Linked DNA regions of Mus musculus: region 1 is linked to region 2. A link is a contact called in ENCODE POLR2A ChIA-PET data. All regions are on one chromosome and are shown on one strand. Each heading gives the region's core, a stretch centred on a gene start or an enhancer-like site at or near the end of the contact. The rest is flanking DNA. Distances are from core to core; before and after follow the strand shown. Region 1 overlaps Gfm2 (G elongation factor, mitochondrial 2). Region 2 holds the start of Nsa2 (NSA2 ribosome biogenesis homolog).

Region 1 (7,028 bases), core at 1,054-3,553, 39 kb before region 2:
CAGGACAGATGGACGGAGGTGGGGTGGGAGGGCTCACTGTTCACTGCTGAACTGTTTGCTACAGACAGACTCAAGGGCCATTACTTCAGTTATGCACCCCCTGGTGATCCTCTCAGCTCCACAGGCAGCACCAGTACAGCACTCAGACTCAGACGGAACTAAAACTCATCAGCCATCAGCCAGCTGAAGGGACTGAGGGAGAGTCAAGGCAGAAACTCATCAGTATGCATCATATACATACGTTGTCAAGAACAAACTTTTTAAAAAGGGCCGAGCATGGCCTAGTGTGTGCCTGAAAGCCAAAGACCACCAGGTGCTGGGACGAGAGGGTTGCTGGGACTTGTTAGCCTCCAGCATAGCTCAGGTTCAGCGAGAGCCTTTCTCAAGAGAATCAGGTGATCAGAGCAAGACGGCACCCCTACCCCTGCACACTTATGCACACATTATACTATGCAGATACCAAACTCCATCAGTACTATAAACAACTTGCTCTTCTTTCCCCAACTCCTGCTGTCTCACGAGTTGAAGTAATCTGAATTAGGTTCCTTTTGGTTTTTAAGAGCAAAACACAACAAATGAGCTTTTTAAAAACAATGTTAAAGTGGTTTTAAAATATGTAAAATCAGGACTGGAGAGATGGCTCAGTGGTTTAAGAACACTGATTGTTCTTCCAGAGGTCCTGAGTTCATATCCCAGCAACCACATGGTGACTCACAACCATCTGTAATGAGATCTGATGCCCTCTTCTAAAGTGCAGGCTTACACGCAGGCAGAATGCTATATACACAATAAATAGGTAAATCAATATATACTTTTAAGAAGTATTTTTTTCTGACAAAATTATTTCTTACAAGCCCAGCTGCCACTGTTACCTTTCTAGGGGGCTGGTGACGTCTCATGGTTCAAGGTTAAGTAGAATATTGCTGTGGTAGAAATAGATTTGAGGTGCAAATCTTACCCATCTCTGAAATATTAGCTATAGTCAAAAGTTAAATATCCAACTTTAAAGGTTAATGTGAATAGCACATGGCACTGATCAAGAAAAAAAGGATGTATGATTTCTCTAAGATCTTAGAAATTTATGTTTACCAATCATGAGCCCATGAACCTGTAAGATTGTATTTACTGGACCTAATTCTGTGATTGCAATCCGTACCTCTAACAGCTTCAGCCGGGCACAGTAGTCGAAGTGTGGAAGAGTGAGCATTATTCATATGAGCTAAAGCAAGTCACAGGCTCTGGCTTCCCTGCCATCCTTTCTGCTCCTTGGTACTTAGACCTGATCAGCTATGGGCAAGACTGGAAAAACTACTACAAAGTTGAGCCCCTTAATTTTGAAGGTAAGCAAAGCAAGCGTCATGTAACTCCCACTCCTGAATCTAATCTGGATACTTCTCCACTGTCCACTGTCCTGAGGGCGACAACGTGTAGCCTGAAGGAAATACATAGCAGGCCCTTAGATTCTGCCCCTGTTTTCATGGAGTTGCTCTTTGTATCTGAGATGTCTAAGTGCGTTAATTTTGAAAGACACCTACGTTGCACGTAACTCCTAAGTGAGGCTTTTGGTCCCTTTACTAGCAATTCTATTTTATATAGTTTTTGTATTTCAGTCTTTAGAAAATGATTATATGATTAAAAGTTTCAAAAATATTGATCCACTAGAAACTATGACTTTCTCTAGAAAGCATTTTCAGGATCAAAAAATAAATAAATAAATATAAATATATTTTTATAAATACATATTTATAAAAAAATAGTTCTTAAATACTCTTTCTTGTTTTGTTATGAAATACCAAGGAATAAGTATAGTGGTAAACCCATTGAAATGAAGCTTGTATTTTCTCAAACACCACTAATAGGAAATGCAGGGAGGGGTTGAATGTGGGGGACCCTAGGAGAAGCACCTGCGCCCCAGGCTCACCACAATCCTCTATTATGTGGAAGAGCACTGAGCCAGGGTGGGAGTAAAGGCTCTGCTGCCTACAGGAGGGTACAGAGCAGTGATGTAGGATGACTCTGGAAAGGAAACCAGGGTTGTACAGCTTAATCTCTCTCTTAACCACCGTCATGCAGGCTCTGAGAAGCAGAAACAACTTGTTATTGGTGGAGAAGCTTGCCTGTGGGGAGAATTTGTGGATGCAACTAACCTTACTCCAAGATTATGGTAAGGAATTAAAGTGGGGCCAGCTGGCTTGAAGGATGCCTTGGCTTTTATTCTCCATGTAAGCAGGAGAGAGCTCCTAATCTCCTTATGCAGTTGACTTAAGGAAAAAAAAAAAGTCTAGACTGCTTTGGAAACTGCATATTTTAAAATTCAGGCCTCGAGCAAGCGCTGTTGGTGAGAGACTCTGGAGCCCTAAAACTGTCACTGACCTAGAAAATGCCTACAAACGACTGGCCGTGCACCGCTGCAGAATGGTCAGGTGAGACACTTCCTTCCTGATCTAGGATCTCTTCCATTCACTGTCACTAGCCCATGGAAGATATATTTCAATATAACTGCCATCTTAAGGGAGTTAATAGCTTAAATTAGAATATTAAAACATTGCAAAGGTGGGGGAGGATTTGCTAAGGTGCCATGAGACAGGAGGCCACCATCTAAAATATCTCTCTGTGTTGTCTGTCTACAGCCGTGGAATAGCTGCACAACCTCTCTATACTGGATACTGTAACTATGAGAATAAAATATAGAAGTGACAGACGTCTACAGCATTCCAGCTATGATCATGTTGATTCTGAAATCATGTAAATTAAGATTTGTTAGGCTGTTTTTTTTTTAAATAAACCATCTTTTTATTGATTGAATCTTTCTATCCCTGAATCAAACACTGAATCTTTTATGTGAGCAGCTTAAGAAAATAAAAGGAAAAGCCTTGCACTAGCACTCCAGAGGGCTGCCCTGTGTGGATACTGTCATCTTGCAATGGTTTAAAAGAGAGATGTCAGGCTAGAAAGAAGGCTGAGGTATTTAAGATCACTCTTGCAGAGGACCCGAGCTCAGGCCCTGGATCTCCGTAATCACACCACAATTCCAGCTCCAGGGGGATGGAACATCTCAAAAGTAAAACAAGAAATGTCTAAACGAGGTCCGCTCCTCACAGGCCCAGGCTTCTGGACTCTGCTCCCGGGGGTGGTGCTGTTTGGGGAGGCTTAGGCAGTGTATCTTGGCTTCAGGAAGTTCATCACTAGGTGGACTTTGAGAGCTCATTGCCTTGCTTCCTGCTGAGAAAAGAAACCTTTTTTTTTTCCTAAGCTGCCCTGGCCAGGTTATTTTATCCCAGCACCAGAGATGGCAGAGATAACCGGGGCCCAGCTGTGGTGCAATATAGCAAAGTACACCCAACAGAATTAGAATGGCAGCTCCAAGGGTCTTGTCAAGTTCTTTCCACACCAAAGCAGCAATTTACTAGCCAGTTAATAAAACAGCATTCTTGCCGGGAATAAAGCAGGCAACTGGCCCAGCTTTCCCCGTTTCCAAGGGCCTATAGCACATGGGCCAAGCCACTTCTCTGGTTGAGTAGAGCACTCTGGTCTTGAGGACTCATGGCTTGATAAGTAGACAGTTCTAAGGCAAAAGTAGCTGAGCCAGATGTCAGAGTTCGAAGCACAGTTGAATATCCCTAATGAAAAAAAGTTCAGTTTGTTACTGCACTTAATTTACGCCTTACATTTTTTATCTTGGGGATTATCTTAGACCACAGAAGAGAAGGTGGTGGTGAGTCCCACCGCCTCCAGGGAGAGGTTTTCAAAAAGAAAGAAAAGGGAAATACTATGGCAAAAACTTCGCATAGGTGAGCTGTGCATGCATTCTGAGGTAAGTGACTCTGTCCTTCCCCTTTGTCAGTCAGTACCCTCATGTCTATCCGAGGGGCAGAAGTGCCTGGGTGGGGAAGAGAAGGATGCTGGCCCCAAAATTTATAAGAAAATACATGGAAGCAGGGGTTAGACAGTTAACAGCCTGACCACATTTGAGACACTGTGCCTTAATCTTTGTGGCTCTGTGATTGGAAGTAACGTGTTCCCAAGTTCTCAGCCACCACTGAAGGCAAAGTTTCATGGTGGCTGAAACCTTGGCATGCATTCTCTAAACCCAAGCCCAATGCCCACAGTGTCACTCGCACTGTCGGGGTCATCTCCTAGAGTAAACAACGTGTACATGTCAAATGCAAACTCACCATAATCTCTGCTAGAGGAACGAATCCTAGAACAACTCTGTTGTCTTGGCGAGTCTGGATTTCCTGAATGTTCCCTCTTCTTTGTGCCAAGTCTGCCAGGACAGGGCTGAGGTACTCCCTGCTCACTGTGACCTCGAGACTCATCAGAGGTTCCAGCACCTGTTTGTCAGCTTTCTTCAGGGCCTGAAGAGATTTCATAAACTGAACAAATTTCTATTCCAGTACACGGAAGACAGAGGAAGGCTAATTCCTATATTCCTGAGCAGAGGGCTCTGGGGAGCTCACTGTATAAGGAGCCAAGAAGTTAGAACTTGTACAGTGGCCACATGCTGGAAAGAACAGCACAGGAGAGCACCTCAAAAAGCCAACAACAAAGGCAAGAGTCAAGACAACTGTCTACAAATACTTTCTGTATTTACAGTTTATAATCTTAGACTTCATCGGCCACAGAGGGAACCTGACCATGTTTTCAAGATAAAACAATCATGTGGGAAAGGGTAAATATAAGAGAAAAATGCTTCCTTTAGGGAGGGACTGGCCTCCCAGAGCTGCCCTCTATCCTTTTCAGACTTCTGAACAGTACCTCACTGCAGAGCTTCCACACCAGCAGTAGCTGCAGCCCATCTCGGAGGACTCAGTCTTGTCCCCCACTGGGCCCCAAGCCTAGCTCAGCAGTTTCTTTTCCAAGCACGTCTCTGGCCTTTCTTATTTGCTGATGGCATTAGTAGATCTCAGTTTGCTTAAATGTACTTCTCTGATTTCCTTTTTCCAGCAAACACCAGTATTTCTATTCCTGTTGCTGGCATCTTGATTCAGACATCGTCTAGTTCCTGTCTGTCCTAGACTGTCTTTCCCGTGCCAAATGCCAATCACTTCTGTGTTCTGACTATATATACTTCACTGATCAAAACATTTATTCTCCATTGTTCCCAGAACACAGTTCAAACCTTACTTAGTGCTTGAAAGCTTCAGTGTGACCTGTGACTTTACTCTCCAGTGCTAGGCTAAGGTACTCCCACACTGGGAAACCGCATGGGGGTTGATCAGATCTGGTGGGCCACTGAGGCAGGAGGCAGAAGGCCATGACACTCAGGACAACTCAGGTGATCACATGCATGGAAGATGCTTGGCCTAAATCTGTTGTTCAATGGGACTGATTTGTTTTTGTTTTTTAATGAAAACAATCTTATTTGGACAAATTCAAATATTTGAAATTAAAGGTTTGAGAGATGGTTCAGCAGTTAAGAATACTGTCTGGTCTTGAGTTCAATTACTAGCAACCACATGGTGGCTCACAACCATCTGTAATGGGATTTGATGCCCTCTTCTGGCATGCAGGTGTACACAAAGATAGAGCACTCACATACATAAAATAATCTTTAAAAAGAAGTTGAAATTCACATTAGATTTCCATTGTCCTTTACATTAAAGCCCAATGTCAAGCTGACCTCAGATCTGTCCAGTTAAATCCACCAGGCTTTGGGGCTGGAAAGATGGATTATCTATCTAATTAATATATATATATATATTCCCCTCTCCCCAGCCAGGCTTGTAGCTAACTGTAACATCTCAAAAGTAAAAAAAGGAATGTCTAAACAAGGTGCACTCTTCACAGGCCCAGGTTTTGTTTGGAAAGATCTTTTGGTAAAATCAGAATGTTTTGTTTAACCTTTCTGACCAGTAATTTCTAAAATCTTTCAAATGAAAATTTAGTTTTAGAAATCAAAGATTTCCCATACAAGAGCTAGTTTAAAAGTTTTAAATCCCATTTGTGTGTGTGGTATGTGCTCATGTAGAGGTCATAGGACAACGTTCTGAAGCCACTATGCAGTTCCTGAGCATTAAACTCAGAAGCAGGCTTTTGGTGCTAAGTACCTTTACCCACTGGTACTAGATCTGGGTGGCCCCATGGTGACATAAGGTCTGTGGAATCTGCGGTGCTGGCCTCAGTGCCCATCCTTAATGCAGAGCATGAAGGGTGCTCCGTACCTTCTGCATACACCGTGAGATGCAGGCAGTGACCATAGTTGTGGAGGTGCCAGGGTGAATCATCAGTGAGTGCAACGTCATTGCCACATCCTGGACTGGGGATCCGAGCAGAGGTCCTGGGTGGGGAGAATAAAGCACAACAGTACACACAGTCCAGTAACAAGGAGCAATGCAGCAAGAATTCATGTGAAGTCCAAGCACAGAGAACACTGGCGTGTCTGTAGCACACGGACCAACTCGGAGGCTGAGTGTAACATCAAGGCAGAGTGCACAGTGCACGCTAGTACGCCCAAGATCCTGGCTCAAACTCCAGCATGAGAGAAAAAAAGAAACAGTCACCAGGAGACAGGTGTGTGTCCCTTACCCTGGAGGCATGCACTGTGGACGGCACTTTCAATGGCCTCCCGAGAGGCCTGCAGCAGGTCTTCACCCACACAGTCAGCATACTCGATCTTGGCCACAGCACAGGGCTCTTCTGCTGGCCGGACTTCCAGCTCCGCACTCACCAAGTGCCGCTTGTCTCCAAGCACCCTATCGAGGGTGTCTGCGGACAAACACATGGAAATGCGTGAAGAATAAGGAGGGCCTGCACTCGAGGCTCAACGTTTGCCAGGATAATGAAGGAAGCCAAAGAAAGATGCCAGGAACAGGCTGCCCCAGGAGACTGTCTGCCCTTGCTGAGATTGCTTGTATCTGAGACCCCTCAAAACTAAGTCTTTAAAAGTACCAACCTTGGGGAAAAGGTAACACTCAAATTGTATGACATCTAGAGAGTATAAAAAGCTGATAATAAAAACTATAAACCTTGTTCCTCTGCCAATTTCCAAATTTAAATTTCCTATATTCCTTCAGCAATATTTAATG
Region 2 (6,844 bases), core at 3,886-6,385:
AGCTGAGTCTTTAATCTTTTTAAATTTGCTTTTATTTTGCAGTAACACATGGTCTAGGAGAGACAAAGAGAAATGGACATTAATTTTACTCTAGCAATACACATCAAACATAGAAAACAGAAAACACCTATTCTTGCTGGATGCAGTGACGCATGCCTGTAATCGCAGAAATCAGGAGGCTGAAGCACGAAGATCGTAAGCCTGAGGCCAGCCTCCGCTACAGAACAAGAATCTCTATATACTTTTTCAGTGGAAATACACATTCCTCAAAATGCTGCTTAAGTAATTTTAAACTAGCAAAATGACCTGAGAGCCTCCTGACAAGGCCTGCATGGCCTGGGTCACAGGCTCTCCAAAGCTCCCTGCTGAGTTCCTGCTGGGGGAGAAGCAGCCCAGTGACACAAGGCAGCGTTCCACCTGAAGACTCATATTTGCAATGCATAATCAACGTAATAGGTAACAAAATACATAGAGATCTCGTGTTAGAATAAAGCTTACAGGGAAGATGCTATCATGAGACATGAGGCAAGTGTCAACCTGCCTCAGAAATTGGCTTCCAACAGCTCTACAGAAAGTTGTACCGCGACTATTTGAGAATGATGTTATCTCCTGACTTAACAGCACAGAACGTTACTTCACGGGTATTTCAACCTATAGACACACACACACACACACACACACACACAGAATGAGAGAGAGAGAGACAGAGAGAGACAGAGAGACAGAGAGAGAGACAGAGAGAGAAAGAGAGAGACAGAGAGAGAGAGGCACACTCTTAGTTAGCAGTGTAAGGGTGAGCATGAAGTACTGCCATTTTTGGAAGAGAGAAAAAACTCCAGCCTCTTCCAAAACACCATTTTTATTACCTCATGAGAACAGCATTTCATTTTGTCAGATGCTCTTTTTATTGCTAAGAAAATCTTTTAAGTTGCATTTCCAATTAAATTAAGGTAGTCTGAGCAAACCAAATTTGGAATGATGAGCTGTATACGAAGTCTCTGGTTATAAATAACTAGTCAAAATACAGCCATTTTGGTAAGAAACACTTACATTAAGGTGCACACTGAACGTTCTCTGATGATTCACTGCAAAAATCCTCCATTTGGTGAACATCGTGGTCCTCTAAAACGTTCTCTGTGAAAAAAAAAGAGACAAACAAAATAAAAAAAAAAAAGTAAGTCAGTAAGGCACACATAAGAAATAGAATTTGCCGAGCAGCGGTGGTGCACGCCTTTAATCCCAGCACTTGGGAGGCAGAGGCAGGCTGATTTCTGAGTTCGAGGCCAGCCTGGTCTACAGAGTGAGTTCCAGGACAGCCAGGGCTATACAGAGAAACCCTATCTTAAAACACCCCCCCCCACACACACACACAAAAAGGAAGTAACTTACTTAATAATTTTACCTACCAAAACCACAATGCATCATGAAAAAGTAAAACTTTAGCCAGGGCTACACAGAAAAACCCTGTCTCAAAAAAACAAAAAAATAGAAAAAGTAAAACTGTATTAAATGAAGTGCACAGTTCTTACTTAAGCTTAAACTGTCCCCCTTTTTTAAAAAAGGCATCTTAATTCTTAGAGAAAGATATGAAGGGCTGAGAGTTTGGCAGATGCCTATAATCCCTGCACTTGGGAAGCAGAGAGTGGAGGGTTGCCAAATTTTAGGTCACCTGGACTACATACATAGACTCAGTTCAAAGAAAAACCAAACCAACCAAACAAAACTTCAAGATATAATTAAAGTACATTTATTGAAATTAAAAAAAAACTACACAGAAATATACTTAAGGTAAATATTTAGAATTAAGTATGATAGATATCTCACGAAACTTGGTAGTTTCTCATCAACAACAAAACTTATCTATTCTGATTTTTGAACAATAAATATGTGAAAATAAAATACATAAAAGCTATATGAAAGCAAGCTGCCTGCGCCTGTGAATACAGAAGCCTTTACTTTGCAAACACTTACTAAGCCTGAGGGGTAGCCTTTGCTTACGCTGTCAAGGGCCTGGGTTTGACCTCCGCACCACAGCAGGCCCTTAGACCCACATTTACCAAGTCTTCCCTGGACGTAAAGTACGAGGTCAAAGGTGTGAGAAAATGATCTGCCTAGGTCACGGGAGGCAATGCTAAATCAGTTATGCAGAATTTTCATACTACGTGATTGAGGCCACCAAGATGGCTTAAAAGGTAAAGGCTCTTGCGGCCAAGTTTGACAATCTCGACTTGATCCCTGGGACACACAGGGTGAAGACAACCAACTGTCATAAGTTGTCCTCTGACTTCTATGCACAAATGCATGTGTTTTCACACTGGTAGTCAAGCAAACAAATAAACAAATGAAATACACTTAGTCATGTTAATAGTTTAATACATTAAAAAAAGATGTGACACATAAGAACAGTCATAAAATGTACTCCTATGTAAGCAGAATTTAAGATGTTACTGTAATCAGCCTGCCATGGTGGCACACACCTTTAATCCCAGCACTTGGGAGGCACAGGCAGTCGGATTTCTGAGTTGGAAGCCAACCTGGCCTACAGAGTGAGTTCCAGAATAGTTAGGACTACACAGAAAAACCCTGTCTTGAGGAAAAACAATGTTGCTGAGACATAACATAGAAAAGGGGATCTGTCAGCACCCAGTGGAAACGGCCTTAAATTAGGTTCCTACTGTTGTACTAATTCTATCTTCCCTCCCTAAAAGATGATGTTTCTAGATTGTATCCCAAATGTATTGTCTACATACAATATTTATCATGTACTGATGTCTCCGAAATAACACACTTCATTTCGAATTTGTATCACATGTAACATTTCTGCAAAAGTATGATGTATGCCTTAGGTAAAATGTTCTTAACACAGCCTTTAACTACGACTTTTGCTTCTCCTCTTTATGCTCAATGGAAGATCTCAAGCTGCTAATCTTATTTTTATTACAAAGCTTATTTCAGGCACAAGGAATTGTAAAAGATTTAAAACTTTTTTATGCACATGTGTCCCTATGAATGTATACCGTGTGTGTGAGGGTGACTGTAGTGACAGCTGGGAAAAGAGAAGGAATCAAGCCAGGTAGTGCGAGACTTTAATCCCAGCACTTGGGAGGCAGAGGCAGGCGGATTTCTGAGTTTGAGGCAAGCCTGGTCTACAGAGTGAGTTCCAGGATAGCCAAGGCTACACAGAGAAACCCTGTCTCGAAAAACAAACAAACAAACAAACAAAAGAGAGAGAGAGAAGGAATCAGACTCAGCTAAAGGGATTTCTTAATCCGGAAGCTGATTAAATACGTGTGCTCTGAAAACCCATCGAGACAAACGCCTATAGTACATCTATTTCCTGTCTGGATGAGTCTTTAAATATATCTATGTTTTACTACTAGAAGATTGCTGCTGGACTCTCGGGTCTTCTGAAATCTTGGATACATCACTAGAAATCTCAGTTTCCGTCTTTCATCTATGACAGCACAGGTCTGAATGAGAATTAAACCCACATATTTAATAAAAAGTGTGTCTAAAATTGCTTTTGGAGTATTTGAACTAAAGCAGTGAACAACAACAACGACTGTGCTCACACAGACTCTAGCCAACTCAAGGGCTACTAGGGGGAGGGGCTGAAATATACAACATCCTACTGTCATCGATGTTGCAGAAAGGAAGGGAAATGGAGCAGTTATGGTGTCAAGGGAGGCTTCACTAAAACTGTGAAATTAAAACTAAAAAAAAAACTAAAGTAGGTAAGGGAGTCAATGTGGGAAGAGGGAGCATACTCTAGCTTGAGAAATTGCGTAATTTACTGCACCTGAAAATACACGAATGCTAATCAGCGCTAGCTCTGATTTAAACAAACAAACAAACAAAAACATTATACTATGGGGACTTAAATGATAGTTTGAAGCCCAGCGGTTGTGGTGCACATCTTTAATTTCAGCACTCTGGAGGCAGAGGCAGGCGGACCTTTGTTGAGTTTGAGGCCAGTCTTGTTTGCGAAGCAAGTTCCAGGACAGCCAGCTCTACACAGGGAAACACTATCTCGAAAACATCAAAAAAGGAAGGGATGTTTAAAAAAAAAAAAAAAAGCAACAGCTTGACTCCAAGTGCTAGGGCTTCTTGAGATGTACTTTTCAATTTTGGTAGTTCCAAATTGGAGCTAGTGAACTTCTGTGACTACAGTACAAGGATAAAACTGGGGACTGACGAGATGGCTCAGAGGTTAAGTTTGGCTGCCCTTCTAGAGGACCAGGTTCAATTCCCAGCAACCACTAGCCCCCCCAACCATCTTTTATGATTCAACACCCTGTTCTGGCCTCGGAGGGCACCAGGTACGCACTACACATTTAAAAAAAAAAATAATAAGGGCTGGTGAGATGGCTCAGTGGGTAAGAGCACCCGACTGCTCTTCCGAAGGTCAGGAGTTCAAATCCCAGCAACCACATGGTGGCTCACAACCATCCGATCACGATATCTGACTCCCTCTTCTGGAGTGTCTGAAGACAGCTACAGTGTACTTACATATAATAAATAAATAAATCTTAAAAAAAAAATAATAATAATAAGGTGGAAAAACCACACAGATTTCTAAAAGGTAAAAACTGCCCTTAATTACACAGGATTTCTCAAGAGCTTAGGGGGAAAGTCCTGGGCGTCCACAAAAACCAAGTACCTTTTGCTTTCCTGGCCTGGCCAGTAGTTTTATTTTCCATATAACATATCTCAACCAATTGTGCATCCGCTAGCAACAGGAGAGACAGAAACAGACTAACAAATCAGTCGCCCTCCATAATGGATGAAGCAACACGTCCGTGACCCGGCAGACGGGGCCCGGAGGCCGGGGAGTGCTCGTCTGGAACCCGCTGTCAGTAGCAGCTACGAGGTCAGCAGTGGCAGACCAGCAAGACCGCGGCACGCACAGGGCGCCTGGCTGGTTCTGCTAGTGTCCGCCGGGGAGTAAGAGAGGAACCGGCAACACGGTACCACATCCCACCACCTCAGACACCCTCATACCCGCAGAAGGAACCCGCGGATCTCCCAGCTTACAAAAGCTCCATAAGCACCTTCCGCCCTCTAAGCAGTTCCGGTGGCGTCTCAGCTAAAATTCTCCTGCTGTCAATTTCCGCCCATCTGCCTAGGAACGGAAAGACGTCACGGAACTGCTGTGCGGCGCTTGCGCTCCACTCGGCCTTCTTAAAGGACTACCCTTTCCCGTCCTGGGCTGAACGAGGCAGGCTCGTGGACCAGTGACATCCAGAAATTAAGAGTTTTTTGAGACCCGGGAGGTCGCGGACCGGTGCTCCGCGGCTGTCATCATGGTAAGGAGGCCTCCTCGGACGCGGGCGACGAAGGGCCTGGGGTTAGCGTGGTTGGGCTGTCGGGGAGAGAGGACCGTGGTAGGCGGAACTGAGATGCCTTGGCGTGAGATGCAGCTTCTGGACCCGGAACACAAATCTTGGGATGAGACAAGAGTTCACTATAAAAGTCCTGATCTTGCTACCGTGGCGTCAGTGCCAACCTAATGGAATGCAGTTGAGACTTGTGATAATAACTTTATAGTCGCATCACACCGTTTTAATGCTCAGTATACTATATTCTTTGCAAAAAGCCAAACAGCGAATGAGTTGCGGAACAAAACATTCTCTTTATATATGAATTACCAGACCTGCCATTCTCATTATACTGGATGTTTCTCTTCAAAGTGGAATGCCATAAACCTTCTTTGTAGTTGCTGCAAAGTTTATGTGATAGCAGTTGAAAACAACACCCATAAGGGTTTTGTTACCTAGTTTTAATCTCTGAGCTGGGTTTTGTGCCTGTTTGTTTATTAGGTTGGTTGGTTTTGAGGGTTCAAATCTAACTAGATGCTGACTACAGTTTCATTGTTAACAATGAAACAATTTAAAACACAAATGGGATCCCATATAGTACTGACAACATGCAAAATAATACACCAACTTTGGAAGATAACACAGCAGTAGACAGTTTCCAAGCAAAGGTCTGAATTCATCTATATTTATTACAACTTTATTCCTAATCACCAATGGAAAAAAATGAACAGTCCAGATATACATCATATGGTAAATGGATAAAGAAATGAGTTTATATCCACACACTGGGATATGGCCAAGTGCTATAAAGTACTTAAGAGCTGGTAGACATAAATGGATATATTCTAGTTAAAAAAAGCCAGATGCAAAAGGATGTGTGTCCTGTAGATTCTACTCACTGGGCAGAGTAAACCATACAAATATAAGGTTGAAGATGGGAAAAGAAGACCTTAGAGTAGCACAAAGGAACATTCTGGGGTGGAAAAATCAATATGCCATCTTGAATATAATGGATACAGAAATTTATGATTGGGCAGGAATTACAACTACACACCCACAACTAAAATTGGCAAATCTTGTTTTATGTAAATTGTGTTTTAGAAAAATAACATTCTTTTTTTTTTTTTTTTTTTTTGGTTTTTCGAGACAGGGTTTCTCTTTTAGCTCTGGCTGTCCTGGAACTCACTCTGTAGACCAGGCTGGCCTCGAACTCAGAAATCCGCCTGCCTCTGCCTCCCGAGTGCTGGGATTAAAGGCGTGCGCCACCACGTCCGATTGAAAAATAACATTCTTTTTGGTTTTTCGAGACAGGGTTTCTCTGTGTAGCCCTGGCTGTCCTGGAACTCACTCTGTAGACCAGGCTGGCCTCCAACTCAGAAATCCGCCTGCCTCTGCCTCCCAAGTGCTGGGATTAAAGGTGTGTGCCACCACTGCCCGGCAAAATAACATTTTCTAATTTAAAAAGACCTGAAAGTAATTTACCTTATTATCTAAAGTAAAAAAAAAAGCATTAAATCCTGTAGTAA

The links. ChIA-PET counts read pairs that join two places held with the same protein, here RNA polymerase II (POLR2A).
Region 1: POLR2A ChIA-PET joins it to region 2 with 23 read pairs in embryonic stem cell. The contact joins the enhancer-like site here to the promoter of Nsa2 in region 2. POLR2A ChIA-PET finds 5 or more read pairs at or near these places in 4 of 5 experiments (Patski and embryonic stem cell).

The regions. Positions count from the first base shown.
Region 1 is chr13:97,172,192-97,179,219 of GRCm38, reverse strand. Gfm2 (G elongation factor, mitochondrial 2) reads right to left here. Exons shown (of 21, transcript NM_177266.5): 18 at 6,529-6,708; 19 at 6,165-6,280; 20 at 4,176-4,358; 21 at 2,769-3,620. The coding sequence ends at 3,483. Hexb (hexosaminidase B) reads left to right here. Exons shown (of 14, transcript NM_010422.2): 11 at 1,166-1,340; 12 at 2,074-2,164; 13 at 2,319-2,423; 14 at 2,631-2,889. The coding sequence ends at 2,691. Among named protein-coding and RNA genes, the nearest start is that of Hexb, 23 kb to the left of the region's middle. Within about 2 kb of position 2,303, at least 1 of the 3 ENCODE cell types and tissues checked has a DNase peak (open chromatin) inside an H3K27ac peak, as active enhancers do.
Region 2 is chr13:97,136,217-97,143,060 of GRCm38, reverse strand. It overlaps Nsa2 (NSA2 ribosome biogenesis homolog), which reads left to right and starts at 5,135. Exons shown (of 6, transcript NM_021552.5): 1 at 5,135-5,306. The coding sequence starts at 5,304. It overlaps Gfm2 (G elongation factor, mitochondrial 2), which reads right to left and starts at 5,124. Exons shown (of 21, transcript NM_177266.5): 1 at 5,002-5,124; 2 at 1,051-1,134; 3 at 1-53. The coding sequence starts at 1,113.